2 separate regions of the Mus musculus genome follow, and region 2 is linked to region 1. The links are chromatin loops, found by intact Hi-C in ENCODE. Cell type or tissue: heart. All regions are shown on one strand. Links, peaks and the distances in the headings refer to the core of each region. The heading gives the core; the rest is flanking DNA.

The links. Peaks named below come from ENCODE experiments on the same cell type or tissue, not always from the same donor. Only the 100,000 strongest peaks of a DNase experiment are listed, where the experiment ranks them.
Region 2: a loop joins it to region 1, with 6 times the contacts of the local background. A loop is called at or near these places in 2 of 42 quality-filtered maps.

Annotation. Positions count from the first base shown.
Region 1 is chr9:108,929,490-108,945,120 of GRCm38, reverse strand. It overlaps Uqcrc1 (ubiquinol-cytochrome c reductase core protein 1), which reads right to left and starts at 8,473. Exons shown (of 13, transcript NM_025407.2): 1 at 8,334-8,473; 2 at 7,965-8,105; 3 at 2,951-3,037; 4 at 948-1,077; 5 at 233-431. The coding sequence starts at 8,402. In heart, for the core only: a CTCF peak has its summit at 8,518 (motif pointing left); DNase peaks (open chromatin) are centred at 7,980 and 8,390; H3K4me3 peaks cover 1,549 bases; H3K27ac peaks cover 1,123 bases.
Region 2 is chr9:108,804,384-108,820,014 of GRCm38, reverse strand. Ip6k2 (inositol hexaphosphate kinase 2) reads right to left here. Exons shown (of 6, transcript NM_001379600.1): 5 at 15,298-15,473; 6 at 13,682-14,476. The coding sequence ends at 13,976. It overlaps Nckipsd (NCK interacting protein with SH3 domain), which reads right to left and starts at 11,635. Exons shown (of 13, transcript NM_030729.4): 1 at 11,361-11,635; 2 at 8,860-8,969; 3 at 8,262-8,466; 4 at 8,046-8,136; 5 at 7,306-7,796; 6 at 5,896-6,066; 7 at 5,664-5,750; 8 at 5,447-5,585; 9 at 5,268-5,348; 10 at 4,959-5,087; 11 at 4,763-4,855; 12 at 4,496-4,668; 13 at 1,649-2,473. The coding sequence starts at 11,531. The coding sequence ends at 2,270. In heart, for the core only: a CTCF peak has its summit at 11,739 (motif pointing left); DNase peaks (open chromatin) are centred at 10,084, 10,544, 11,674 and 13,014; H3K4me3 peaks cover 1,631 bases; H3K27ac peaks cover 1,066 bases.

The DNA of each region.
Region 1 (15,631 bases), core at 4,994-12,993:
CCACCAGAGGGACAGCTACACGTTCCCTCCCCCAGAATGTCAGGACATGCATGGAAAGACCGCAAACAGAGCCCAAGACTCCAGTGAAAATCCCAGAGCTAACAGGGTCATAGGGTCGGACGGCAATTCAAACTTTGTATAAATTAGAAAAACAAACAACAGACAGTTAGACAACCCAAAGGCACGTGGCTGATGGGGACATGCACACTTCACAAGCTCATCCAGCTCTCACCTGACGTTCTCACTGGGCCCCTCCACAGCCTGGGCTAGAGGTGTGCCCTGGAATGCTGTCGCATGCAGGTAATCAAAGACCACGTTCTGCATGGAGGCGTCATTTTCCTGCATCTCCCGCAGGATCACATCTCGTTCCTTCTCGATCTGTGAGTCTTCCAGACTACTGTTCTGCACGATATCTGCCAGGAGCTCCACAACTGGACACACAAGGACATGGTAACAGGCATGATGGTGCACACCCCTAATCCCAGCTTTTGGGGAACCAAAGCAGGAGGATTACTAGGAGTTCAACAACAGCTAGGGGTAGAGTGAGCTCAAAGCCAACGTGGGGCACATAATGGTCTGTTGTCTCAAAAAACTGAAGAGCTGACTCAATGAGTAAGGGCATTTGCTTCTAAGCCGCATAAACCCAGTCTGCGTGCCAGAATCCACATGGCACAAAGAAGGAACAGACTCCTGCAAGTTACCTGTGACCACACACACCAACGCACACACAGGATTTAAACAGTTTAAAAACCGACATATTTAGGTGCCAGTAGAGATAATGTCGGTGTAAAATCCTAAGCCTGGCACCTCCCATTGTTGTACACTTGCAACAAGGCCACAGCCCCATGGGTAAGTCCAATTCTGCAGACAGTCCTAGAGCTCTTAGGAGCCTGGCTTCTGCATTCCTGGAGACCTGCCCCGTGCCCACAGCTTCTTCCAGGCGTTACCTTTTGGCAGGTCCTTGGACAGTGCCTTGATGAGGTAAGCAGTGTGCTCTCGAGTGCTGTAGGCATTAAGATGAGCCCCAATACTCTCTACCTCCTTCTCTAAGGCATTGCCAGGCCGATTCTTTGTTCCCTGGAATCAGACATCAAGAGGACCAATCAAGAGCTAAAGAGATGGCTCAGTGGCTAAGTCACTTGGATCCAGGTTCCATTCCCAGCACCCACATAGTGGCTCACAACCATCCACAACCCCAGTTCCAGGGGACACAATAGGTAAGCACATGGTATACAGGAGATACAATAGGTAAGCACATGGTATACAGGAGACACAATAGGTAAGCACATGGTATACAGGAGATACAATAGGTAAGCACATGGTATACAGGAGATACAATAGGTAAGCACATGGTATACAGGAGATACAATAGGTAAGCACGTGGTATACAGGAGATACAATAGGTAAGCACGTGGTATACAGGAGATACAATAGGTAAGCACATGGTATACAGGAGACACAATAGGTAAGCACATGGTATACAGGAGACACAATAGGTAAGCACATGGTATACAGGAGATACAATAGGTAAGTACATGGTATACAGGAGATACAATAGGTAAGTACATGGTATACAGGAGATACAATAGGTAAGCACATGGTATACAGGAGATACAATAGGTAAGCACATGGTATACAGGAGACACAATAGGTAAGCACATGGTATACAGGAGATACAATAGGTAAGCACATGGTATACAGGAGACACAATAGGTAAGCACATGGTATACAGGAGATACAATAGGTAAGCACATGGTATACAGGAGATACAATAGGTAAGTACATGGTATACAGGAGATTCAATAGGTAAGTACATGGTATACAGGAGATACAATAGGTAAGCACATGGTATACATCCAACCAGGAGTCACAGCATACAGGGGCCCGCCTTCAATGCGCTCCTATGAAACCCAATATATACCTCCTTCAGCAGTCTGTATTCATTACATTAAACAGGCCCTCAGCTGAGCAGACAGCATCATGGACCAATGGATGGAGACAGTCAGTGACAGGAGAAACAGCACAGCTGCAACAAGTGTTGCCTAGCAACCAGAGCTACCCAACAGCCTATCTTTTCCAGCACTCCATGTTCTCTTTACCTACAGCCATGGTCAGATAATCTCCACACCTGTGCCCCACCATGCTACTCATGTAGTTAGCAGTCACTTCTGTAAACTGGACCTAGTCCAATGTGTGTGCAAGGCACGTTACACCTGCACAAGTGTCTGTGACAACACACCTGGATGGGTTGTTGATTCTGGCTCCACATCCCTCCACACTATATATTTGCCTCAACTTTTTTGCCACTTACAAACAAATAAAAAACCACACACAGGCCTCTACATTCTAACTATGGGTTGTAGGTAATCTACACAGAGTGACATTTTACAAGCAAGAAAGCATTACCACGCCTGCAAGTTTGTTATAATGCATATGCTTACATGTGCGAGTTCATTAAGTCCTCCACGTGCTCAGGCACATGACAAACCTAGTCTGATAAGGTTAGTTTTAACCACCAACTTGACACAACCTAGAGTCACTGTGGAGAATCTCAAGGAGGGACTACTTAAATTAGGGTACTCTATGGGAATCGCCATTCTCTAGAGAGCAGGCCCTAAACGATCTAAGACTGAAGACAGCTAGATGGGCATAAAGCAGCAGGCAGGCAGGCAGGCAGGCATCCTTGCAGCCAGTGTCTCTGTCCTTCACTGTGGATGTGATGTGACTGCTGTTCTAAGTTCCAGCCTCTGTATTTCCCTGCTGTGATAAACTGACCTTACACAGGGCTCATCAGATAAGCACTCACTCACAAGAACTTTTGGCTCCTTCCAGAAGGGCAGCCTGAGACCATGCCCCTAAAGGTCCCCAATCAGGAGACTAATTTTTAGATCGTTGGCCTTTGAGACAGGAAGCCCTAATCTGAGGGAAACATGGACTTTATGAGACTTACCTTGAAAGCCAGATGTTCCAAAAAGTAGCCTGCTCCATTGTTCTTCTCAGTCTCATAGCGACTGCCAGCGTCAATCCACACTCCCACCTGGACAAGAGAGCACCCACAAAAGGAACCAGCCATCAGTCTAGCTCCTGGTCATACCCTGAGTAACAACACAGGTTTCACGTAAGCCCTCATTGATGGTAATGTGGGGGAGAGCTGCTCCATTAAGACTCCTACAATCAGAGGGACAAGAGGGTCACAGATATGGGGAAGGAGCCAAACGACTAATCATACTGCCACACCTCTTTTACCTGCCCTATTCCCTCACGGGTTATCAGAAACATCCAGGAGCATTTCTGGTGCTAATCTTTGAAGCATCTGGCCTTGAACTCACAGAAATCCCCCTGCCTTATTTTCTTTTAAAACTAATTTATTTTTATGTACATTAGTGTTTTGTTTTTGTTTTTGTTTGCTTGTTTGTTTTGGTTTTTTGAGACAGGGTTTCTCTGTATAGCTCTGGCTGTCTGGGAACTCACTCTGTAGACCAGGCTGGCCTCGAACTCAGAAATATGCCTGCCTCTGCCTCCCAAGTGCTGGGATTGAAGGTGTGCACTACCACGCCTGGCTTGTACACTGGTGTTTTGATTGCATGTATAGCGGTGTGCAGGTGTCGGATCCCCCTGAGACAGGAGTTGCAGATTGTTGTGAGCTGCCATGTGGGTGCTGGGACTTGAACCCGGGTCTTCTGGGAGAGCAGCCAGTGCTGGTCACCACTGAGCCATCTCTTCAACCCTGCTAGCATGCCTTATTTTCAACTGCACCCATTTACCTGGTTCAACAACTATAATTTTTAGTTAATCTATTTTCTTCTGTGCATGAAGCCATCATTTGCAGACAACAGTTTGTTTTCTACATTTTAAGAATCTTGTGCTAGCTAGGTGTGGTGTCCCACACCTGTAACCCTAGCACTCTAGAAGGCAGAAGCAGGATTATGAGTTCAAGGTTAGCCTTTCCAACACAGCAAGACCCTGTCTCAAATACAAAACAATACAAAACAAAACAAAACCCAATATCCTACCCCTTGCCTTTGTTCTGATGGTTTTATTCTTTTATCTGTAGAGGAAGCTACTGGCTTAGCTACTTTGTATTTCATCATTTTAAGAAGGTACTGAAACAGGGTGTGGTGGAAAAACACTATTAATCCTCCCAGAGGCAGGTTCCAGGCCAGCCAGTTACATAGTGGGACCTTGTCTCCAGAACAAAGAGGAAGGCGACTTTCATAGTAAGACCCTATAAGGATGGCCCCATGATCCAGTAACTTCTCCACATGGATCTCGCCACGTTGCTAAGCTGGTCCTGAACTTCTGTGTCAAAGCAACCTTCATCTCTTAACCTCTCAGACATGTGTGACTACAGGCACATACCACAGTGCCTGGCTTCAGTACCACTCCATCGTATTTCAGCAGTGGTGATTACATGCAAAGCCCCATGAATATTTAGCAATTACTTTATCACTGATGTATACTTTTAGACCTAAAAGAAGTTTCAGTCGCTTATATATTTAACATATTAAATGTGGGGCTGGTAAGATGGCTCAGCAGGTAAAAGCAATGACTGCTCTTCAGAAGGTCCTGAGTTCAAATTCCAGGAACCACACAAACACATGGTGGGCTCACAACCATGGGAAATGAGATCTGACCCCTCTTCCGGTGCATCTGAAAACAGCTACAGTGTAACTAGTTATAACAATAAATAAATCTTAAAAAAAAAAAAAAAAGGCTAGAGAGATGGCTCAGCAGTTAAGAGCACAGACTGTTCTTCTAAAGATCCTGAGTGTAATTCCCAGCAACCACGTGGTGGTTCACAACCATCTGTAATGGGATCTGATGCCCTCTTCTGGTATGTCTGAAGACAGCTACTCATATACATAAATAAAATTAAAAACAAACAAACAAAAAAACATATTAAATGCTAAGTGTCCTCCTTCCACCCAATGTAAGTATCTTAAGTGGGGATATGCCATGAGTATGTGCACACTAGTAAGTGTCTGTGGAGAGCCCTTGGAGCTGGAGTTCCAGTCAATCAGGAGCCACTTGAAGTGGGTGCTGGGAACAGAACTCGAGTCTTCTGCAAAGGCAATGCAAGCCTTTAACTCACGAGCTAGCTCTACACACACATATCCTCACCATGCTCCAGAAGAGCAATGTTAACATTCCTTTCAATGTTTGAGACATGATCTCACCCTGGCTGGCCTTGAACTAAGAGAGAGACAGGGTGCAATACAGCTCATATATGATGCCCAGATCATCATTCAGTAGTGATTATGGCCATGAACTCCTGATCCTTCTGCCCCCACCTCTCAAGCAATAGGATTACAAGCATGCAAGACTCAATCGTGACCACTCCCCTGCCATGCTGTGACGCACACTACTTCCCCACATGGTGGTCACAGCTAACTTAAACCTCTCACAGGCTTTGCAAGCAGATGCTTATACCTCACTGTGTCAGGTCACCTCAGATAAGCGTGCCCTCTACTGTGTGTGTGAATGTATGTGACCTGTATGTGAACATGGTGGCCAGAAGGTACACCGCATTCTCCAAAGCTGGACACTTGCAGGACTCCCACCTTGTCCCCTAAGCGCTGGGCTGTGGACTCCAGCTCTTCTGATTGCACAGCCAGTGCCTCTAACCACTGAGCCATCTCTCTAGCCCCAAACCTTCACCTTAAGTCTATCATCTTAGTCTACAACCCACAGTATCCTTTGACTTTTAACCATCCTTTCTTTGTAATGGAAGCATAATCACGGTACCACAGCACCTGTGGAATAGAGCAGGACTTCCTAAGCTTCATTAGTAGGTTCTGAGTCTACTCATGTAGGTTCCACACATCAAGGAAATTACCTCCCGCCATATCCTATGTTTGATAACAATTATATCACAAGTCATTATTTGTTCCTAGAAAAAGGAAAGAATCAGATAACAAAAACATATAACCCTAGGCAGGCAGTGGTGCACACACCTTTACTCATAACATTCAGGAATCAGGAGCAGGCAGATCTCTGTGAGTTTGAGGCTAACCTGATCTACAGAGAGTGCCAGAACACTAGAGTGCCAGGGCTACATAGAGAAACTCTGTATTAAAAAACTATAAAACAAAACAATTTAGCCCTACTAAGTGTGTTGGGAGGATTGGTTCTTGGGAGTTTTCTCACACACCTAGTAAAGATTTCAATTCTTGACTCCATTTTGAAGATTTCCAACTTCTACATTCATTATTTTATGTGGATGAGTGTTTTGCCTACGTGTATGTATATGCGTGCCTATGGAGGTCAGATCCATAGAGGGTACAGGATCCCTTGGGACTGGAGTTACAGCTGGCTGTGAGCCACTGCGTGGGTGCTGGGAATTGAAGCCAGGTCCTCTGAAAGAGAACAAGTACTATAAACCAGAGTCAATTCTCCTGGCCAATTTGCAATTTTAAATAAAGTATTTGTGTTTCTGTGTACCAGCGTACACAGGTACCCAGAGAAGCCAGAAGAAAGTGTCAGATCTCCTGGAGCTGGAGTTACAGGTGGTTAGAAGTTGCCCAATAAAGGTGCTGGGAACTGAAATCTGGTCCTGTGCAAGAGCGGCCAGCCCTCCTAACCAAAGAGCATCCAATTCACTGTAATCTTCAAAGGTACTCTTTGTCTTCCTTCAGTGCTATAAAGCTCATGGCTTTCCACTCAGTAGGCAAAGGCTCCACCCAAGTTACATTTCCCAGTCTTTCAGAGGCATTTCTTTCGTGTGTGCAAGTGCCACACATACATGCGTGTGCACACTCCACCACACAAATATCTGCGGAGGGCAGAGGAAACTGGGTGCTTTTTCTGATTACTCTAAATCTTTTGTTTTTTGTTTTAAGAATCCTTACTTCTGAGCTAGGCATTGGAGGCTCATGCCTTTCTTCCCAGCACTTGGGGAGCAGAGGCAGATGGATCTCCGAGTTCGAGGCCTGCCTGCTCTACAGAGTGAGCTCCAGGACAGCCAGGACGACACAGAGAAACCCTATCTTAAAAAAGAAAAAAAAAAAAAAAAAAAAGGAGAAAAAAAATTTTTATTTTTACGTATGTGTACGTGGGATGGTGAGACTGTGTAGGGTTAGGAACCGCTCTTCCACAGGACCCAGGTTCAATTCCCAGCACCCTCACGGTGGCTCACAACCACCTGTAACTCCAGTTCTGTTTTTTTTTTTTTAGATTTGTTTATTTATTTATTTATTTATTATATGTAAGTACACTGTAGCTGTCTTCAGACGCACCAGAAGAGGGCATCAGATCTCATTACGGGTGGTTGTGAGCCACCATGTGGTTGCTGGGATTTGAACTCCGGACCTTCGGAAGAGCAGTCGGGTGCTCTTACCCACTGAGCCATCTCACCAGCCCTCTGGGGGTTCTAATATCCTTTTCCAACCTCCAAGGGCATTATGTACAGACATGGTGCACATACACACATGTAAGCCACTCGTGTAGGTAAAAGTAAGACCGGCTTAGACACACTAGTCTCCACCCCTCAGAGTATTGGTGTTAGACCTAAATCACAACACTGAGGACTCCAAATTCAGATACCCATGTTTGAGTACCAAGCTCTTTACCCACTGGGCCATCTTCCCCGTCCTTCAGAGGCATTTCTTGAAGTGTATTCCTGGCTACGTCTACAAATTACATAGCCTAGGTGGTGAGTCTAACAGACCTGGATGTCTTTCTGTAAATAACCTAAAGTCTGTGAAATCTCATTCTTTTTCGTGGCAAGAGAATAATCTCTTCTCTCGGGGAGGTAGAACGAAAAGCTGGAGGAGAGAATTCGGCCCCGTCTTTGGCAAGCACCATAATGTTGGCTGCCGGGTTAAGGCAGGGTTGAAGTCAGGTACAGGGATAAGCCCCGGCAGTAAGCCAGTCTCCACCCAAAACATGTAAGACTGGAGCCCAAGGTCACATCCCAACCTGGGACAACACGGCGGGCCTCACCTAGAGGACTGGCGCACACTTACCGTGCAGGTAGCATGCGAGGACTGCTCCGAGGCCACACGCAGCCCGTTGTCCAAGATGCTGACCTGGGTCTCCGGCACGCTCTGGAGGGCCTGGGCGAAGGTTGCGGTACCCCGCAAGGCAGGTAACCTCAGCAGGGCCGGCTAAAGGGAGAAGGCGACCATTGCAAGAACTGCTCGCCAAGCCTCTGGGACCTCGGCTCTCAAACCCAAGCCAGAGCAGATAACCATCCCCGCCCTCCGCCATGACCTTCCCACGGCCCTGACCCCCGCGACCTCCCCACTCCGACCCGCCACTGCTGAGACAGCCTGCTCCTCATCTGTGTACGAAAGCCCTGGGCCCTGCAGCCCAACGTCTCACTGCCACCTCACCGAGCGGCGGGTGCGAAGTAGCACTTGCGTCCCGGAGCAGGCCGCTCGGCAGACTGCGGACGCCGCCATCTTCTAACTTCCGTCAGTGTAGAGCCGCGCTGCGCATGCGCAGAGCGGAGTCTGAGGCGCAAGCGCTGTAAGGAAGACTTGGTGCTCAGTCGCCCCCTGTTGGGCAGCAAGTACGTTAGCAAGAATTGATCGCATGTAGTCATTTGGTCCGTGTGCCTCTAGGATCTTCGGGACATTTATCAACCTGCGAGGGAGGGGCCCTTCATCTGGTCCCATCTGAGACAGGTTCTATTCATCACCTTCTTCCACCTGAGGGAGGCGGTATGCAACTGTGGGAGATGCATTGTACGCCAGCAGCAGCTCTGAAACCTGGAGGGCAGTGGCTAGGCACAATTGAGCCCAAGGGCTAAAGCACTTGCCTGTCTGTGCAAGAAGGTGTCCACTAAAGTTAGTTTAAAAGAATAAAATATGCTTAAATGGTTGACTTGAAAGACGTTTAATAATATATTGCCAAATATATAGCACTTGGGAAATGGAGACACAGAAGAATCAGGAGTTCAAGGACATCCTCCTCTCTTGTGTAAGGAGTTCAAAACTACCCTGGGTTGTGTAAGACAGTGTCTCCAAAACGTAAGAAAAAAAACGTGTGTATGAAAAGAGGAACAATGTAGAGGTAATTTGTGGAATAGGGCTCCTTGTTTGGAATAAAATAACTAAGCAAAAAAGTTTTTTCTATTTTGTGATTATTTCAAAACTTTTTGTTTACTTTTTTTCTTAATTTTTTATTATTTAAATGCATTTTATACATCAAACATATTAATAATGTTGAGTACTTTGAGAATCAAATAATCCATAAATTTTTTTCAACTTTTATATTCATATCCTTTCATACCCTAAAATATCATTAATGAATATTTAATACTATCCATAACTGAGGATCCTATATCTAATGTTGAATACTAAATTGTTTCAAAACATGCAAAATATTCTTTGGGAGTTAAGCATAGTAAAAGAGCATAAAATATTAAAAATTAATCATTAAGAAATATATTCATGAGTTCGAGGCCAGCCTGGTCTACAAAGTGAGTTCCAGGACAGCCAGGGCTACACAGAGAAACCCTGTTTCAACAAAACAAAACAATAAAAAATGAGTTACAGGGACAAAGTTTGGAGTAGAGACTAAAGGAATGACCATCCAGAGACTGCCCCACCTGGGGATCCATCCCATAAACAACCACCAAACCCAGACACGATTGCGGATGCCAACAAGAGCTTGCTGGCAGGAGCCTGATAACGCTGTCTCCTGAAAGGCTCTCCCAGTGCTTGACAAATACAGAAGTGGATGCTCACAGCCATCTATTGGATGCGAAGCACAGGGTCCCCAATGAAGGAGCTGGAGAAAGGACCCAAGGAGCTGAAGGGGTTTGCAGCCCCATAGGAGAAACAATTATATGAACTAGCCAGTACTCCCCAGAGCTTCCTGGGACTAAATCACCAATCAAAGAAACCACATGGTGGGACTCATGGCTCTAGCTGCATATATAGCAGAGAATGGCCTAGTCGGACATCAATGGGAGGAGAGGCCCTTGGTCCTGTGACGGTTCTATGCCCCAGTATAGGGGAATGCCAGGGCCAGGAAGCAGGAGTGGGTGGGTTGAGAAGCAGGGGGAGCGGGGAGTGGATAGGGGGTTTTCAGACGGGAAACTAGGAAAGGGTATAATATTTGAAGTGTAAATAAAGAAAATATCTAATAAAAATAAAAACATATATATGTGTGTGTGTGTGTGTATGTGTGTTCAAAAGCCCTTATATGATACCACCTGACATAGTGAGAGAGTATTTAAAATGCATTATATATCTGTGTACATTGTCTAACAACCAGTTTACTTAAAAAAAATTATCAGTGTTTGTAGGAGAGAAATTATTTTACCATTAAGTATATTTTAAAATTTTCAAAATGGCAAAAACTCTTTGAAGTTAAACATTAAGAAAATGCTAATTTCAAGCACAGTGAGAAAAATTATCAATAATAAAAAAAAAACTATCTGAAATCAGATAAAAGATCCTTTGTGTGTATTGATTAACATTTTGTGGACCAAAAGTACGATTTAGAGAGGAAAATAAAGTGAAATAAAATCTTCTTTGCTGCTGGATAAGGTAGTAAGCGCCTTTAATCCCAGTGCTCAGGAGGCAGAGGTAACTAAGCCTTGTGCAGCATTCCAGGCTAGCCTGGTCTGCACAGTGAGCCAGGGATCTATAGTGAAGGCCTGTCGCAGGCACACAAAGGAAAAAACAAAAAACAAACCTAACTTACCTGCTTCCTTTTCTTGGAGAGACTGGGTCATGTGTAGCCCAAGCTGGCCTCAAATTCACTTTGAAGCCTTGGATAACCTGAACTTCTGATCCTTCTACCTCCCCCTCCCAGGTAATAGGATCATAGGTAAGGACCACCAGCTGCTTTCTGTGGTGCTGAGCAGTAAAACCAGGTTCTCACAAACACTAGGCAAATGCTACCAACTTAGTCACACTGTTAGCTCTCTTTCAGCTTTCTGAAAACATGATTTTTAGTTTAAGATTATTTTTATCTATTACTTGTGTGTGCGCACATGATATATGCATGTGTGGGGGATGTCCCCACATGTGTTCAAAGTTCAAAGAACAACACTGGGGTCTCTGTTCTCTCCTTCCACCTTTGCATAGATTCCAGGCGTCAAATTCGGGTCACCTGGTTTGTACAGAAAGCGCCTTTGCTACGGAGCCATTTTTAGAGCAGCTTTATTCTTAAGGAACTGTGAGCAGATGGTATAGACGTTCCTCATGCTCTTCGAGAGCATTAGCAAGCCGCTCCCTTTACCGACATCGTACCTTCGTACAGCTCACCTATTACTATTAGCAGGCCATTATTAGTTAGTTATTAACTAAAGTCCATAGTTTGCACGGATTTCCTTGAGTTGTTGTTGTTGTTGTTGTTTTAACCTAGTGTCCTTTTTCTAACTCAGGACAGTACATTACATTTGCCTGTCTTAGGCTTCACTGGTTTGTAATTCAGTGTGTTTTGTTTTTAACCATTCCAGACTTTCAATTTAATGCTATAATAATAATAATAATAATAGTAATAATAATAGTGTATCCTTTGGAAGCCTGTGTAAGACAGCCATAAACAATGATCAACTGGGCCTTCCTTCACAGGCTTTGTACGATCGAAAGCCCTGAAAGGAAACAGTTGCATCCTGTATTCTGTTCCACGTTACTCACAATCATCACCCATTCAGCTCACGGTTAAACAGCCTATTAATTTCGTCATCCAAATTAGAGGTGCCTTTCAGCTATTTCAATATGAATGAAAGACATTTAAAAGATTTGTTTTTGTTTTTGTTTTTCGAGACAGGGTTTTTCTGTACAGCCCTGTTTGTCCTGGAACTCACTTTGTAAACCAGGCTGGCCTCGAACTCAGAAATCCACCTGCCTCTGCCTCCCAAGTGCTGGGATTAAAGGCGTGCGCCACGAGCATCCAGCTAAAAGATCATTTTCTAACAGAATGTCTCTTTGTAGTGGTTTAAAATCTGGATATTTGACATTTCTTGCATCATTACATCATTAGGACTCATGGATGTTGTCTTTTCAGAGTTTTGGTTTTATTGTTTCTAATGTGTATGAGGCTTTGCTTGTATGGAGGCCAGAAGAGGGCATTAAATCCCCTGGCACTGGAGTTGTAGACAGTTGTGAGCCGCCATGTGGGTGCCGGAAACTGAATGGGGGTTCTTTGTAAGAGCAGGAAGTGCTCCTAACCGATGAGCCATCTCTCCAGCCTCTTGTGGAGTTTTGTTTTTTAAAATATCTATGCTGATGAGATGGCTCATCAGGTAAGAGCACCTGACCGCTCTTCCAAAGGTCCTGAGTTCAAATCCCAGCAACCACATGGTGGCTCACAACCATCTGTAATGAGATCTGACTCCCTCTTCTGGTGTGTCTGAAGACAGCTACAGTGTACTTACATATACTTACATATAATAAATACATAAATCTAAAAAAAAAAGCATTAAAAATTTTTGTTTTCGCTTTATGTGTCTCTGGTGTTTTGATTACGTGTATGTATGTGTACCATGTATTCTGGTATTCTTGGAGGCCAGAACCAGGAATCAGGGAAAAGAGTAAAAGGTTGTTAACTTTCATGTGGGTGCTGGGAACTGGACCAGATCCTCTGCAAGAGCAGCCAAGGTTCTTAGCCACCCAGACATCTTTCCAGGTCCGTGGTGTTTGTGTGTTTGTTTGTTTGTTTGTTTGTTAGTTAAATAAATTACTGGGCCACTGAGCTGGCTAAGTGAGTGGTGGCGCTTGCTGCTAAACCAAATCACCCAGATGTAATCCCTAGGATTCACACTGGCGGCAGGAGAGAACTGACTCCACAAAGTTGTTCTCAGACCTCTACATGCGCACAAATTCGTAAGTATAGAAACAAATAAACAAAAATAAATACTAGGGGGCTGGAGAGATGGCTCAGCGGTTAAGAGCACTGACTGTTCTTCTGAAGGTCCTGAGTTCAAATCCCAGCAACCACTTGGTGGCTCACAACCATCCATAATGAGATCTGATGCCCTCTTCTGGAGTGTCTGAAGACAGCTACAGTGTACTTACATATAACAAATAAATAAATATTTTTAAATAAATAAATAAATATTAAAACATTATCACTTACCAGGCTGAGACATGGTTCGATGGTAGTGTATACAAGGCCCTATGTTCAGTCCCTAGCATCGCATGAGAAAATTGGATTTGCTTATTTGTTATAAGGTTTCAGCTGGGCACAGTGGTGTGTGACTTTAATTCCAGCACTCAGGAGACAGAGGCACTTGGATCTCTGTGGGTTCGAGGCCAGTCTGAGCTACATAGTGAGTTCCAGGATAGCTAAAGCTACATAGTGAGATCCTATTTCAGAGTAAGATGGAGAGGAAGGGAGAGGGAAAGGGAGAGGGAGAGGGGGAGGGGGAGGGAGAGGGGAGAGGGGAAGGAGAGGAGGGGGGAGGGGGAGGGAGGATCACTATGTAGCTCTGACTAACCAGGAGCTTGCTATGTAGACTGGCTTGCCTTGCACTGACAGAGATCCACCTGCCTTTGCCTCTTCAGTGGTGGGACTGGAGGTCTGGGCCTCCATGACTGACTAAAGAAACTATGTTTAAAGTAAGCAATGCTATAATTATTTGTCATTATACAAGAACAAACATTCCTTTGTGTCCATTTACCCCGCCCCCAAATCTGAATTCCCACACCTGTGTTCATTACTTTGTAACTGGATCCTGTGTTGAAAAGAGTAAAAGGAAAGAAAATGTTTAAGAGTCAGACATGCTCTTCGCCTTAGGACCATCTCTGGCATTCAGACTTCTGCTCCATGAGAACAGACAGAGTGGAGAAAGAGCCAATGTGCAGGCTAATGCACAAAGCAAGAGAGATGAGGCAGAAGCCCAGGTAAACTGGCTTGTTACTCAAGATGCTCCAGGGCAGAAACAAGGAATTCTGGGGGTTTGAGATGCTAATAAAAGTTGTCTCAGTGGATCTGGAACTTGTACCAGATCTTCGATGCCAACCTGTGAAAGTGTCACCTTGCTTGCAAGTGAAAAAGAACCTGTTGGTCCTCTGCCCTGGACCCGCTGCATTCAGTTCTCATTTGTGCCCAAGTGTAATCGATGCAATAAACCATCTCTTCTGCTGTCTCAGTGGAAGAATTAAAAACAAACAAATATGTAGGTGCCTTGCGTGATCAGTATGTGGACTATCACAATGATAAGAGCTTACCAGAAATATGAAAACAGGTCATTACTCAGATCCCAGGGAGGGAGAACATCTGACGTGGTAAACACCAGACTCCTGGGAGGACCACGAAACGCCCAAGTCCAGAGGGCGTTCTCCAAGAGGTGCAGTGTGAACTTGACTAGGAAAATGGATCGTTAGCATATCGGTCATTATCTTTGGAGGAAATTGGCTGAAGTGAGACCTTCTTCCACAGACATTACCGTCTCTGGTTTGGCGAATCTGGCTTTTGATTTATGGAGGGACTCCTTGTCGCCTCTTCCTGTCTGCTTGGGCTACAGATGGCCCTCCATGCACACCCAACTTTCTAGATTCTGGGTATCCGAACTCCGACCTGAACATTTCCAGGAACTGCTTCACTCATTACAAGGAAGGGAGGTGGTGATCCAAGTTCCAGGAGACAACTTTTACCAGCATTTCAGACTTCCGCCATTGATTCTTTCTGCTCTGAGGCATCTTGGGTGACAAGCTCTGGCACTCTGACCCAACTCTGGTTTTGTGCACTTGTTTTCTTTATGCCCTCCCTCAATATCTGTTTTCTTTCCCATAATTTGGTTTCATTCATTTTTAGATTTATTTTTAATTATGTGTTAAGTATGCATTATGTGTATCACCTAAGGGTGATGGATCCCCTGAGGTTGTAGTTACAGACACTTGTGAGCCACCTAATATGGGTGCTAAGAACCAAACTCCTTTGTAATAGCAACACACAGATACACGCACACAGAGCCCTGCACATACATATGCAAACACACATATATACATGGGGCGGGAGGAGGGTATATGTTTGGGTCCAGCCCTTGTGAAGCGGAAGCAGACAAACCACTGGAAGTTCAAGGCTGTCCTGGTCTACATAGGGAGTTCCAGGGCCAGCTAGAGCTTCTAAGCAAGATCTTGTCTTAAAAAAGAAGCTGAGTGATGGGATTTCATGCCATTACTCCCAGCACATTGGAGGCAGAGCAGGCTCGTCTCTGTGAGTTTGAGGACAGCCTGGTCTACAGAGTGAGTTCCAGGCAGAGAAACCCTATCTCAAAAAAAAGCAAAAGGAGAATAAAAATCTCAGGAGTATCCCTGGCTCTTCACCCTCATAATCTATGCTTGGTCCATCAGCAAATTCTCTCCCATATTAAGAATGACTTTTATTTAATTTTTAAATTTAACTTTCTTTATGTGCATTGGTGTGGGGGTGTCAGATCTCCTGGCACTGGTTGCCACAGACAGTTGTGAGCAGCCATGTGGGTGCTGGGAACTGAACCCGGGTCCTCTGGAGGAGCAGCCAGTGCTCTTAACCGCTGAGCCATCTCTCGGGCCCCCTTACTTAATTTTTTTTTGAGACAAAGTTTCAAAAATAGTTACCTTACTGTCTATATCTCCAGTTCCAGGGACCTGACCACCTCCTCTGACCTTTCCAGGCATCAGGTATGGAAACAGTGCACAGAAAAGGATAATAAATATATTTTTAAAAAACTCTGACTGCTCTTCTA
Region 2 (15,631 bases), core at 7,632-15,631, 130 kb after region 1:
TAAAGTTCTATTTACATTTTAAAATATTCATGTGTATGATTTTTTCGCTGGCATGGATGTATGTCCACTACATGTGTGTTTGGTGCTGGCAGAGGTCAAAACAGGACACCAGATCCCTTGGAAGTGGAGTTACAGGTGATTGTAAGCCGCTAGGTGGGTGCCAAGAACCGAACTGAGTCATCTTCAAGAGCAGCTGATCCTCCCAACTGCTGAGCTACCTCTCCAGCCCCTCTACTTAAGATTTTTTCTTCATGTTTAATCATGTGTGTATGTAGTTACTGAGTTTGTGCAGTGCTGGGAAAGGCCAGAAGAGGGCACTGGACCTCCTGGAGCTGGAGGAGTTATTAGGAGGGTTGGGAGTCTCCTGATGTGGGTGGTGGAATTGAACTAGAGTCCTCCCCAAGAATGTGAGTGCTCTTACTTTCTTAAGCACTGGGCCATCTCTTCACCTTCCACTTTAAATTGCATTTAATTATTTTGTGTGTTTGAGTGTACATAGGGACGTAGCACAGCACACCACGTGGAGGACAACTTGCAGTTGGTTCTTTCTGCCTCCCATGTGGACCTGGGGATTAAACTCAAGTGCGTGCCACCACACCTGGCTTTCTACACGGATGCTGAGAATCTAAACTCAGGCCTCCATGCTGGGGTGGCAAGCACTTTACCAGCTAAGTCATCTCTCCGGTCCCTGCCTTCAGCAGCCTACTACAGTCCTGCATGTGCAGATCTGTATGAGGAACAGAGCTGCAGTAAGAAGCGCCTCAAGAACCAGCCTTTGCTGCTGCCCATGGGCCCTCGTTGTTCCCTGACCACTCTTAGTAGAACTACTGTGCTGATCTGAGAGAGAACAGGCTTTTCTCTCTCTCTCTCTTTAAATCAGTCTCTGCCTCTAATGAAGTGGGAAGACACACTTAACTGCACCCTGGTTAACATATTCTTCCAGGATATAAAAATTATAAAATCCGCTGAGGTTTCAAAACAGAGGAATCATGGTGGACCAAATAACAAGAGGAAGGTAATCAAGCCAGCAGCATGCTCAGGGAGAGCAGAGCTGGGAGAGGTGCCTGCTCGGCCTAAGACCATGCAGGGAGCACGTGTGAGGCTCAGGCTCAGGCCACATCGTGTAAGAGGGAGGAGGGGGGGAGAGAAAGGGAGCACCGGACACTAGCTGGAACTGCGGGACTCCACAACTTTATTTTACTTGTATTTTTAGTGAGACAGGCTCTCACTGTACAGCCCTGGATGGCTGGAATTATGTAAACTAGGCTGAGTATGAGTATCTGTCTGTCTCTGCCTCCCAGGTGCTGGCATTAAAGGTGTGCACCACAGTGGCCAAGAAGATAAGAATGGAACCCAAAAGGGAAAGATACCTACAGGTGTGTCCCAGGGTGCGTGGCTGCCTGCCGCTGGGCCCTAGAGGAAGCACAGCAGGGAGGCCAGTCTGGTCAAGGACCATCACCTCTTTGGGCTGCAGATAGCAGTTTAAGCTGGAGCTGTGAGGTCCTGAGCCCCCGCCACCCTCCCCGTCGTCTCCCCGCATCATCATACAGGGAAGCCCAGCTCCTGGTGCCTGTAATTTATTTCTGAAGGTGAGCTGTAGTACATAGGAAAATACACATGGCTTTTGGCCTATTCTTTTTTTTTTTTCCAGAGAAAATAGATTCTATCATTGGCTTTCTCAGCACCATCATCCTGTTCCATGGGGCTGCAGGACGGATGGCCTGTCTCTAGGATCCCACTTTCAAGGCAACAGTCTGGCCAAGGCCTCTGGGGCTGAAAGCAGGGGGTCAGGGGACAGCAGTCCCTATGGGGGAAGGGCTGCACATGAGCAACACTCACTGCAAAGCTAAGGCAAAGAACAGAGCTGGCAGAAGGTGCCTCCCTCACCCTAAGGACATGGCTTGCTGAGGGTCAAGACTCAGACCAGACAGCAGGTAGGGATGGCAGCAGCCCAGCCTGGAGCAGCAGCAGGACTCTGGGTATGCACATGGGAGTGGGGGATGGGGGTGGCATGCTGAAGAGGCAGCCTACCAGCAAACAGAGGGTATTCAGCCTTGCGCATTTCCTCTGCCCCAATACAGTTCCCAGACTGTGGTCCCCAATCCTACATCTGGCCCCTTACCCTGACTCTCCTTTAGGTAAGGGGCCCGGCTCAGGTCCCTTCTAATCTTTTATCACCTCGCAGTGTCGGTGCAGAACATCCTTAGAGCCAAGCCCCTGAGTTCTCTGCACCCTCCCAGGGCTGCAGAGAAGGGAGTAAAGAGAAGTGCTAGCTGGGAACCTCTCCCAGGTCCGGGAATTCCTTGTACATCTCTTGGACAATCATACGGTCCATCTGGCACTGGGGTGAGGCCTCTTCCTCAGTCAGGATGCGCCGCAGTGTAGCCTGCAGGTCTGACAGCCGATGTCGGTGCTGCAGGTAGGGCGTGGAGCGGACCACAGCATGCATCAGGGAGAGGTACTCCATGCGTAGCTGTAGGAAGAGCAGCCTGGTTCAGCAACTCCTGGAATGGTACTGCAACTGCCCCCAGAGGGGGACTGACCACTACTGGCCAGTAGACTATGGGACAACAAAGCAGCTCACACTGCTCTATTTTACTCAACACTAAATGGCTCTCAAAGCTGTGGAGAAGAGAATGAATGAATCATTCCAGCCACGCATCCAGAGAATGTGGCTGCCCTGGTCTTGCCAGTCCTTTAGTGCCAGGTCGCCTAGGTACCATGTGTGTCAATCAGAGTCCTGGCTTCTCCACGTCTCTTGCCCCAGAAGATCTTAATTACACCCATGGCCTGAAACAACAATCTGCCCTCGTACATCTTATGCAGATCTTTCCTGAAAGCGCCCAGCAAGAATGTCTAATCGCCTGCCTGTCATCTTCTACTTATCTCAGTCACCTCAAATCCACACATCTGACACCAAACCCATCAGCTCCCCGTCATGTCTAAGGTACAGTGCGTCCCATGCTCGTTAGGAAGGAACCACTGTTCAATCAGTTGATCAATTGAGGCCTGGAACATACGTGTCCTCTTCGATTCACCTGTTTCCAACCCCCTGCTGACCTCTGCTTTCTGTCCTTATAGTACCACTGCCTATCTTCTGCCCTTGACCCTAAGCGGCCTGAGCAGCTGGTCTTGTGCCTTCTCTTCTGCTTGAAGCGCCTGCCCTTCCTGTCCTCATTAGAACAAGCAATAGAGTCCACCACTGGCCACCTCTGTCTCACCTGTGCACCTCCCAATCTCTGCAGCACATGGCTCTTTTCTCTATGCTTACTGGAGCCTTGCCCCAGACCAGGGCATGTCACAGCACCTCCCACCTTACAATACCCTGTCCCCGTTTTTCTGTTTCTCTGTACAGAAAATTGGTTACCTTCATTTATTGCTTCCAAGTCCTTTCCCATCTCCACTCTCCCAGTGGAGAAACTTAAAAATTTCTCAAACTTCCCATTCAGACCTGATTCCCTCCACCACACTGGCATTGCTTGCCAGTCACCACCGGCTTCCATGTGGCAAATTCAAAGACTAATTCTCCGCCCCGCCGAGAGCTCCTAACAGCGCAGTGCGGCTCCTCCCTGCACACACATGGTCTGTGGCTTGCTCTTGCTCACTTGGGTTTGTCCCTGAATTTGTCCTTAGCTGAGCCTGCGGAGTCACAGCTAATGCCTCTGCTGATTATACCATCAGATTCTGTCATGACTCCACACACAACCCCACGTCTCTAGTCTCAGTTCACTTGCTGCCTCCGGTGCCTTGGCACTTCAATGTCTTCTGAGTACTGTATTTTTTTAGTGCTAGGGACTGAAATCAGACCTCAGGTATGAAAGGAAAGTACTCTATCCACAGAGCTCTAGCCCCAGCACTGTCTAGCCCCAGCACTGGTCCTCAATCTTTTTTTTTTTTTTTTTTTTTTTAAATTTGGTTTTTCCAGACAGTTTCTCTGTGTAGCCCTGGCTGCCCTGAAACTTGATCTGCAGACCAGGCTGGCTTCCAGGCTGGCTTCAAACTCACAGAGATCCGGCTGCCTCTGCCTCCTGAGCGCTGGGACTAAAGGCGTGCGCCACCACTGCCTGGCTTGTCCTTAATCTTGACTCCTTCAAAGCACAACTGTTATCTTTCCCTAAGAAGTTCTTTGGGCCTCTTCCATTAACCATCTTCTATCCACCTACCTGCTCAAAACCAATCCCAAAGCAGGCTCTTCCGGGCCCACTTGCAACACACCCAAGCCTGGCCTACTTCACCACCCACTCCTGCCCCGGGCTTCCTGGCTTCCACTCTGCTCTCACAGGAAGGCAGTGTCTCTTCCTCTTCTGAAAAGCGATTCCAGCTCGCCTCAGACATCCTGCTCCAGTCTGCCACATACACGGCTGGCTGCCATGTCCTGGTTTCCGAGTAGTCTTCCACACTCACTTGGCCCTGGCAGCGGCAGCCCTGCCCCCTCATCTGCACTCAATGTCATAGTCACCCCTTTTGGTTAAGCTGCTGTGCGGCCCCCAGGCACCTTGTCTCCAGGTGACAGGTCTGCGATCTGGCGCACAGTGATGTCAATAAGCGCCATCATGTCTGTGTGGTAGAAGATGGCGGCTGTGGCAGAGCTGCTGAACACATCCTGCAGGAACTTGAGGACAGAGTGTGGTGGCTGGGGCTCATGTCTGAAGATACGCACAGGGTCGTCTAGAAGACAGGGGTTCACAGGAGTCAGAGGAGGGCACGTGACAGAGTCAAGTGTGTACGCAAGCGGCACCCATGCAGACTTCTAGGCTCTCACCCCCTCTGTTCAGAAGCAGAAGCAGCTTCTCAGAGAAGATCTTCACATTGGTGTGTCTGCTCAAGGCAGCCATGATGACATTCTGCTCAGGAGCTGCGGAGAGACGTGGATGGAGACAGGTAAGAGTGTAGGCACAGAAGCCCGCGAAGCCCGAAAAGCCCACTGCTCAGCTGCCTTCCAGATGGCCCCACCCCACCTGTCAGGTGCAGGTTGAGAGCCAGAAGCAGGTTCATGCAGAGGTCTGGCAGCTGCTCCGTGGTGTCCATTGGAAGGCCATCCTCAACGATGCTTAGTAGGAACTGGGCAAAGGGTGTACCCAGGTGTTCTAAAAGAGTAGCATAAGGAAATCTACAAATCCAACTTTTGCTCCCCATACGATCCAGCCTCCCTGGCTTTCTGTGAGCCTAAGAACACCATCTCTAGTCAGTAGGTCTTCAGGCCCTGGAGAGACGCATGGTTCTTACCTCTGGGGCCTTGTGCCCACTGCTTAGGGTTTGATTCTTACCATAGTGTGCGTAGGGTACCGCCTCTCCCATGGAGAAGACCATGGCCAGGACGAGGGCAGAGTAACAGAGCTTCTGGTGGTCTGGGGGTGGGGGGTAAGGAAGGAGTCAGCAAGGCCAGGGATCCCCGGCAGACGGTGAAAACAGCCTCCGAGTGGTAAGGAGGGCCACCCCACCTCACCCTGCGTGTCGGTCTGCATGTCCCGTGCCAATTCCACAGGCAGCACGGAAGACACCAGAGTGGAGATGATCGCTGCATCTAGGCTGCACATGGCACCGAAACACTTGAGGAGCAGCAGCCGTAGAGACGCTCGGTGTTCCTGGCAGAAGAACCCGTGTGCTAAGTGCCCTTACGTCTGCCCACATGCCTCTGTGCCCCTCCCTTGTCTTATACATACCATTTGGTAATAGGCCACCAAGGCTAGGACAGACTCAAAATCACTCCTTTTGCACATTTTCTTGCAAACTTCGGGATCTGCATCCGTCTGGAGGGAAGAGAAAGAGTGAGAGTCACCCAGTGTGAGGTGAGCATGCATGAGCAGAAGTGACCTAATGGCTGAAGGGTGATGGTCCAGGGGAGGCTCACTGCTCCCACGCCGGCAGGCCCGAGGGTCCGTCCCTGCCCCATACCAGGATGTGCAGCAGTTCTTCCAGATAGCAGCGGATGACGTCCTCGTCCTCGTACAGCGCCCAGCTGCGCTGCTGGGCGTCATCCTTTCTTCGAGCCAGGTCTGCAAAAATCACTTCCAGTCTCTGCTGGTCGTGGCAGACCTGCCCTGAGGGTAGGGCTGTGCTCAGGTCCTGTGGGGAGAAGGCAGGGTATGACTCAGTAAGACCTCTGCACACCACCAGCTCCAGGAAGCCTCCAAGACCTGGCCCCTCTAAGCTTAGCATTCTTTGAACTGAGGTCCCACAAAATTTACACTGTGTAGGCCAACTCCAGTTTCCACCTCCTGGTACAAGACTCTGCTCAAGGCTCAGCTGTGGGAATTCCCAACATCCCAGCTCCCACCCTGGAACTTGCTGAGCAGCTCCCAAGAGGCAGGAACGAACTCTGTCACTCCTTGAATGTGACTCAGGATCCATCCTCATCCCATTCCACACAATGTGACACCAGGCCTGTCATACTAGACACTAGCTGCTATGCTCAGCATAGGCACACAAAACACTGGCCTACTGCCCTCTACTCACTCCAACCAGATATCATAGGTGGAGCCTAAGTACCACCTTTGGCCCACTCAAACCCTATCGTAGTCAGGACTCACTACCGCGTTCCTTCTCCTAATGAGTGACCTACTTTTTTTTTTTTTCTCAGAGACACAGTTTCTCTGGCTGTCCTAGAATTTGCATTGTAAACCAAGATGGCCTCAAACCCAGAGAGCCACCTGCCTCTGCCTCCTGAGTGCTGGTATTAAAGGCGTGCAGCACCAGACCTAACACCAGTACCCTAACCTTGAGAAACGACCACAGTCATCTTGAAATGCCCACGTCACTCACTACCATCCAAGCTGGCACCTAAACCACTATCAAAACTAAGCAAGCGTCCATAGTTAACCAAGCCCCCTTTTCTCTACACCGTCAAGGCTGGCAAGGCACTGATCTCTCACCCCATGCTGTCTCGCTTCTTTCCCTGCATCCGGAATCACAGAAGGAGCACCAGTGGGAAACCCCTCCAGGTGATGGGAAGCTTCCCCTAGTCCCATCTCATCCTGGTCTCCCTTATCACCTGCCTTAGGCTCACCGGCTCCCACACTGCCTCTGATGCAGATATGCCATCCACCTTCTTCCTTCCTGTGAGCCATGCTTGGTCCTGTCTCTTGTTCCTTATAAGCTGAGTCTCTGTCTAGAACGTTCTTCCTCCCTTTCTCCTTCATGGGTCAACTCAAATGACTCTAGGACCCAGCACAGTAAAAGCCAAGGGCCAGAGCTTGACAAATACCTGTCACACAGCCTGGACAAAGGCGTGAGGGCAGGAGCGGGGTGGGATTAGCAGGCTGCCTGAGGGTGGGAAGGCTCCTTGGCCATGCTGCCCACCCTCACCTTGCCTTCTACCAGCGAGAGGAGGACCTGCTCCATGATAGGTGAGCTGGCTGGCACGGTGGCCTGGATGTGACCCACCACGACGCCGATGGCTACACGGCATAACTCATGGCTTAGACCGGTGTTTCTCCGCACGAGTTCCATCAGCTCTGCCCCAATGGTCCTTGGCACAACTGTCTCAGCGGCTGCCTTCTCCTCTGTGGTCTCTGGGCTCAGGGCATCCTGAGCTTCCAAGTCATCAGGGGTTGAGTTTGTCTCAGCTGCCACCTCCTCCGTAGGGGGCTCAGGGGATGGTGCCTTGGAGGGAGAGGGCTGGGGCTGGGACACAGTAGTGTGGGCCCCTCGGCGAGGTACCGGCGGGGGTGTGGGTGAGCAGCTGGGACCTAGCTCAGAGGGGCTGGAGCCAGTATAGAGTGTGTCCATGGAGGTGCTGCTGGCTGATGAGCCACTAGACACAGAACTACCTCCAGAGGGTATGGCTGTGCGGCCACCTGTGAACAAGAAGTAAAAGCTATGCTGGGGCAGCCTGTTGGGGAGCACCAAGCTTCTTGGCCTAGAGAACCTGACCCTAGTACAAGACCTAGTTCCTCTGTTAGGCCCTATCTCCTCACCAAGCCTGGAGGCCCCAAACAAACTCTATATTTACCCCATTCAGAGCTCCCATTTGCCCAACATGGGCAGAGCAACCATTCCAAGCGCAGGGTACTCCCATCCCAACTACCCAAGCCTGGCCCTCTCACCACTCCCTGAGATCACCAGGGCCTCACGGTCTCGGCGCTTCACCGGTGGGGGTGGGGTGGTAGGAGCTGCTCGTCGAGGCTGTGGTGGAACCTGAGAGAACAGAATTGAGATCTAGGGGAAGACAGCTGCTAGCTGCACCTGAGCAGACCCCTTGGGCCTCTGGATGAAGTCTTAGTCCCAGACACCTCCTTCTAAAAGATACCCTTACTCCATACCTGGTAGAGGGCTCCATCTGTCCCAAGATGCTCAGAACTGGGCAGGCTATGCTGCCGTTCAAACCCAGTTCGACACACCCCATTGGGCTGTCTAGATACAGCAGCGTCCAAATGGTGGTCACTGGTGGATGGGGTCATAACCGTAGCACTGGAAGCTGAGGTGCCTCTTCGAGACAAGGTTTCTTTCCGGTGATGGATAAGCTTCCTAATAGAGAGACAAACAGACCATGATGGGAAGGCTCCTCTCTACACCCAAAGTACACACACACATGCATACAACACACATGCATGCACACACAAATGCATGCACACACATGCATGCACACACATGCATGCACACACATACACACACACACATGCATGCACATACTCTCACACACATATACACTTTCTCTCATATATACACTTTAAAATAAATCTTTTTTTAAACCCCCTGCGGGATTCTGGGACCTCACAGTACAGGCTCCTCATCGTCCATCTTTCCCATCATTCATCCCACTCTGTGGAACCTCGCACTAACCCTAGTACTGCCTCCAGTGTCTCTGGCCCCACCAACACGCTCAAGGGAAGGTATTACCTCCACTTCCCAGATACTCACTGAAGGACTCCACGCTGTTCCAGGCTGTACTTGCCGCCATCTCGCATGGCTGTGTTGTGCACAGCCTCAATGGCACGGTCAATAGCTTGGAGGACATCTTGTTCCATGCCCTAAAGGTAGGTGGGTAGTTAGACCTGGGTGCCAAGTGGGATTGGTCAGCCCAGACCCAGCCCAATCTGGAACTAGCCTAGAATTCTGGACACTAGAAGACAGCCAAAATGGAATACAGAATGAAGTGGTCAAATCGTGTTACCTGGGACTCTGTGATGGTATTTTATAGTTTACATTTAGGGGCTTGCATACACAGGCTCTCGGCAAAGACAATTCTAAAAACCTATAGAGAGAAACCATAGGAATCCCAGATTGGGACCAGGAGTCCAAACCTAGTCTCTCCCTGGGCTTGGCTCAGAGCCCAGCATGAGATGCCAAAAGGGAAGACTCTCATGTCTGGGATCCCTAATCAGTCACTCTGGATGCTGCTCCTTCACAAAGCCAAGGTCACACTCCAAAACAGCCCTGTCCCCACAGGGACCTTCCCACCCACAGGGACCTTCCCAAGCGCTGGGAGGTAAAAACGGGTCAAAAGGACCTCCCTTCCTTCCACCCTCCCAAGCTGTCCCGCCACTTTTTCAGACCACCTTTGGGAAGGCACTCTGCTTCTGACAAAGGAGGGACTTGAGAGACTGGCCTGATTCCTGCCTGTGTGGCCGTCCTCAGTAACCCAGGAGTCCGTTCTACCCCACTGTCTGGCATGGAGGGAGGTGTGGATTACAGCGGTGGGGTTGGCCAGCTGCGGGACAGGAACCCCAGAACAGACCTAAGCACACATTAGGGTACAGTCCCGTTTGTTTTAGTTGGCTGGGTGGCTGGTCTTTTGAGATGAGAATCTCTGCAGCTCAAGCTGGTTTGGAAGTGGCTATGTGGCCCAGGGCTGGCCTGGAGCTCAAGGTACTCTTCCCGAAGCCTCAGACTGTACACATAAGTCACCGTGTTTAGTTCCGGAGTGAGTTTAAGAGGCTTCCCTGGATAGGGCCAAATAAATATAGGGGTCAGCAAAGTCCTTCAGATGGCAGAAGGTGTGTGGGCGGGGCAGGGAGAGACAGCAACAGCGACAGAAAGGGAAAGTTTTGAAAAAGAAGGGCAAACACCAGGTGGAGTAAAAATGAGACAGAAATTCGCAGTCGGGGGAACTGAGACTAGGGGTATGACGAAAGAAACAGGAAGTGATCCGAGAAAGATCTTTCCTTCCCAAACCCTCCAGCCCCACTGACCCTGGCTAGAGCAGAGGCTCCACAGGGCCTGACAAAGAGGCAGGGCTTCCTCAAAGTCTCCAAAGAGACCTGGGTGCTCAAAAAGCTGAGCTGGGTGTGACACAGTTTAGATTTTTCTCACCTGAACACCTCTAGAGGAGACTGAGAGTCTGTGAGGAGGACCCTAGAACCAAGGGTCCCTCGTCTTTAGCAAGACCAGATGACATTTCCAAATTTATCACAGTATTTCTGTCCTTAACTGGGCTGGGACAGGATGTTTCCATAGCTAGGGACTATGAGTCTGGAATAGCCCAGACTGCCCTGGGTCCCCTTCCTCCTGCAGTCAGAATAGGCTAGCTGGAGACACTGCAGCAGGACTACTCTTGAGCAAACAGGAACTGGAGCAGGCTCCACTGGAAGGGGACCAGGCCATCTTCAGAACGGGAAACCATGAAGGAGGCTCACTTCCTCACAGTGTGGACAGCTCCCATTCCAGGATGGAGCGCCCAGATTTCAGAGGAAGGAAACCAGAGAAGTCAGGAGTGGAGGCTTGGGAGAAGTGGGGGCTGTGCCAGGGAACCTTGTCTATCAGCAGGGGCCAGGGGCCTTGGTTCCTGAAGGGTTGGGGAATTGTCCTTGGGGAGAGCTTGATAGGTGGGCGGGTTCGGGATACAGAGATACTACAGGAATTGGGACTCGCATAAGGGACAGGAATGCCTGTGGCTCTGGGGTCCAAGTGTGTGGGTGGGGTGGGGACTAAGAACCTGGAGGGTGGTTGAGGAAACAGGTGGTGTATGAGGTGGCACAGTCAGTGGTGGGCACGGTGATCTTTACAGTTAAAGGTGGAGGCTACAGATTGATGGGAGATGGGCATCCTAGGGATTCAGGAAAGGGGAACGAATAGGGTTTGGAGGTCTAAGGGACTTGGATAATGAATGGACTGGAAGTCTCTGGATCCAGCTCGAGAATTCAATGCAGATGGAGGCTCTGATTATCGATGACAGAGAGTCCCTGTTCCAGAATTAAGCTTTTCACGGGCCTGCGGTTAAATGTCAAAGGCCTAGTCTCGGGTGGGTGTTGACGGCCCTTCCGGAGGGGTCTCAGTCCTTACGGCTCTTGGGACTTAAGGTCAGAGTCTCAACCTCCTTGTCTGGTAGAAGTCCCGAAGAATCTGACTGAGCTTCCTGGATCGGTTCTGCGTGCTGGTGAAGGGGTTCGGTCGAGAGGCCTGGGACGGAGGGACACACTCACCTGCAGGCGATGCAGGTAGGCAGGCGGCACGTACCCGGTCTCGCCACTGCGCGCCCGTGCTGCTAACCACCAGTGCGTGCTGCTGCGCTCCAGCACCAGGAAGGTCTCGCCTGCAGCGAACGCCATGGCGTTCGGCTCCGCGGAGCGGAACGCATACAGCGCGCGGTACATGAGGCCGGGCCGGGCCGGGCCGCGAAGCGCCGGGGCTGGGTACGCGACGAAGGTTGCGGTGCCGGGAAGCCAGGCCCTGAGTGCCGCGCCGCCCGGCGCTTGCCCCGCCCCGCCCCGTGACACGCCGCGCGTGCGCATGCGCGACCGCCGGAACCCCGCCCCAGGAGCGAGTCGGCTCCAGTATTGGAGCGCCGCGCCCCCTCGCGGCCGAGAGAGGTTTGGCGGGGCGGGGTGGGAGTCTCCAGTTCCTTCAGGCCTCAGACTCCAGTCAGCTGACTTAGGGTCCTAACTCCCTCTCCCTGGCTTTCCTCCTCCTTTCCCAGCTCAGGTGCAAGCGCTGCGTTCCTTCCCACCTCCTGATGAAGGATGCTTATAGCCAGTGCGTCCCTGGGGACGGGGATATGGTGTTTTGCTTTGAGGAATCCTGATCAGACATTTGGAAGTTCTTTCTGGGGAGGGGTCTCCCCAGCGCATCTAGGCCTCACAGTGCCTTAGTACAAAGTCCCTACTCTGTCGCTGAGGTGGTGGACAAGTGTGGAGGGCAAGGGACAAAACCAGGTTGTACTGTCCAGAATGCATCTTTGCTACCCACCACATATACACTCCCTTCATATATACTGGCTTCTTTCCTATCTTGAGTCTTGCATCTGTTCTATTTGAACACTCCCTTCTGGACCACGCCCCAACTTGTCAATGACTATCCTTTTGCCATTTTTGTTGTTACAAAAGGATTTAAGTCTATGACCTAAGGTCATATTTACTCATAACGAATCAAACTGCGTGTATACATGCATCTCCTGTTTTAAAAGGCTGTCTGTTACCAACCCTGTCCTGCCCCAACATCACAAATGGCACTGGGGAAAAAAAATGGTTAGGGCAGAAGGCTGATAGGGTAGGGACTGAACACATGAGGTTTAAAAAGCATGTTTTGAGTTCTGAATGGTGGCATGATCCCAGCATCCAGGAGGCAGAGCTGTAGAAAGCCAAGATCAAGACCAGCCTGGGCTTCATAGTAAGAATCCGTCTCAAAGAAAGAAAAAGCATCCCTGACCTTCAGTTTAATATTCAGCCTAGCCATCCACATCTTTGAAATCCTTGGCATCCCTCGGTCGTAGTGAAGAAGGCCTAAAGGATCCTTGCATACTCTCCACTAATCTAAGGAGCACAGGATATACACACCATCAGACAATGTTCCAAGGCAAGGTCTCACTGTGTAGTTTTGGCTGTTCTGGAACCATGTAGACCAGGCTGGCCTTAAATCCAATGATCCATCTGCCTTTGCCTCCCAAATGCTGGGACTTAGGGCAGGTGCCACCACACCTGGCTTTTTCCCCCTAAAGACAAGGTCACACTAGCAGCACCAACTGGCCTGAAACTAACAGCAATCCAACTCCCTCTGCCTGAGTACTTAGATGAGCCAGACTACACCTAGACTTCGCTAATCTATTTTTAGGCATGGTGGAGGTAGGCCCAGTGGGATGTGGGGAGCTGCCAGAAGGCTCAGCCAAGACAAGAACTTGATATCCAGACCCTGGCTTTATCAAATGTTTCTGCCAATTTTTGGCAGTGCACACACACACACACACACACACACACACACACACACACACACACTTACAGAAGCTTTCAGGCACAAAGTAGTGGTAGCTCTTTGGAGCTATGCTGACTGGTCTTTGTAAAGGATGAAGCTGGTGTGATTATGGGACTGCTGAGTAGGAGTGGTAGCAGGTGTTGAAGCCAAGACTGTCCATGGCTACCAACAGACCAGAGACTTGTGGCTACTTGAAACCCCACCATGGGGTCCAGGATATCTGAATTACTATGGCCAGCCAATTAATTTCTTGCTGCCAGTTACCAAGGAGAAATAAAAAGCTGGACCCAAACAAGGGTTGGAGCACCTGTTGTCCAGCTTCTCCTTATGCTGCACAGGGCCATGGGAAAGCCTATACCAATTGTACTTTTGTGTAAGGGTGGTAGAGACCAAGCCAGCACAAACCACAGTGACCTGACTAAGTAGTGCTAGACTGGGACACTTTAGACAAAGCCAAGTCTTTGTAATGAGTGGGTGCCAGGCCTAGGAGACCACAAGGCAAGGCTTCTGCAGGCTGGGAGGAGTCTGCATGCTTAGAAAGAACGACAGCAGCACTGTATACAATAAACAAAACATCTGTATTAGAACATTTACACTCAGGGAAGAAAGAGGTATCTGCATCATCAAATGTGGAATGTTGAAGAAACAGTTAAAATAAATAAAAGGCTCTGAGCACGTCTGGGGCCGGCTCAGGCTGGAGGCGGGGGGGGGGGGGGGGGAGGGGGTCACAGGGGCCACTGTCTATCAGCTCCAGGCTGCAGAGGCCAACACCTAGCCATACTGGCCTGCTTCCCGACAGCACAGCTGTAGGGGGACACAAAGAGTCTCTCAGGTCCTGGAATAGCCAGAAAGCTCACTCCCCACTCTCCTCACTTATCTCTGTGACAATGTCTATCAGGCTCTGCAGCCCAAAGATATAGCCAGCATCCTGGCCCTCATGCACCACACTGTCCTCGCCATACAGCCTGCAGGTGGTGTGTGCAAAGTCAATCATGCGCACGTCCACTGAGCTGGCACCGATGGGCTTGTAGGCATAGGCACCGGCAGACTCATCAGCCGACTCTTCGGAGAGGTCCTCCAAGTCCTCAGCATCTGAGTCCAGGGTCACTTCTGGCCACTCCTTGCCATCATAGATGACCAGTAGGGAACTTGAATAGAAGCGGTAGGATTCCTGTCGCTCCAACACGGCCTTGAGCTCAGTTAGCTTCTTGAGCACAGGGCCCAGGAGCTCACGGCGCAGGTACCGCCCATTGTGAAAGAACTGGAAAAGCGCCTCCTTGAAGCCCTGCACCGAAAGCTTCCGCCCATGGTACTTGTTCATGAACATGAGCTGCCCAGTGCCCGCCTGGTACACCTGTGAGAAAGACCAGCAAGTCAGGGTCAAAGGGCCATTTCAAAACCTACCCATTGGGTGAACACAGGCGATGCGACTGGCTGTTGAGTAGGTCCCATCACCTAGGTTCAGTCACTGTACTCAAGTCCCCAGTTCTGCAACTAGATCAACAGAAGTGGCTTAACTTTGTATCCTAGTATATGAACACATACTATAGACTCAGCCATCCAGACTGGCCTCAGGGGCTCAAGTAGGTATACATGCTTTCTTTTTTAACCAGAAAACAACAAATTCAGCGAAGGCCAAACCTAGAGTTTGCTTCTTTTTACTTTGTAATTTTTTTTTTTAAGCTGAGCCTGGGCATGGTGGCGCATGCCTTTAATCCCAGCATTTGGGAGGCAGAGGCAGGTCGATTTCGGAGTTCGAGGCCAGCCTGGTCTACAAAGTGAGTTCCAGGACAGCCAGGGCTACACAGAGAAACCTTGTCTCAAAAAACCAAAATAAATAAATAATGTAAAAAGCTGGAGATCAAACCCAGGGCATATGTATACAAGGCAAACGCTCCACCCTTGAGCTAATCTTCAGGCAGCTCAAGTGTTTTGTTTTGGATTCTGGGTACTGAACCTACAGCCTCATGCATTCTGGGTGCACTCTCTATTGAGCTGTATCCCTACTAAGTCTGTTTGCTGTATTAAATAAAGCATACTGAATAGATGAAGGGCAAGTGGGGGAGGCTGAGTGGGAGGAGTTCCAAGGGGGAAGTATTCCAAATGTGAACTTTCAAGAGCATTTCAGAATACTACGTCATAGTGGACACCTTCATAGTATCTGAGCACACTCACCTGCATGCCGCACACTCGAACACCGATGACCGCAGACGTGCTCTGCTGACATTTTCGGATCTGGTTAGCTGCTTTTTCCTCCGAAGCATCATCGCCATGCTGGCGTGTGCCCATCTTGAGGTCCAGGACACAAGGTACCTCATAGCGGGAAGTCAGGTTCTCCAGTAAGATGAATTCTGAGTGGTTAAGGGCAATAGCCAGAAGGAAGTATCGGCACATAGTGACTCAAGAAGCCTAGGCCTGCAGGACACTCACCCATTAGTTGTACTGTCTCCCTTGGAGGGAGTTCGGGGGAGGAGAGGTCTGAGGCACCCCTGCTGATTTGTCAGGAAAC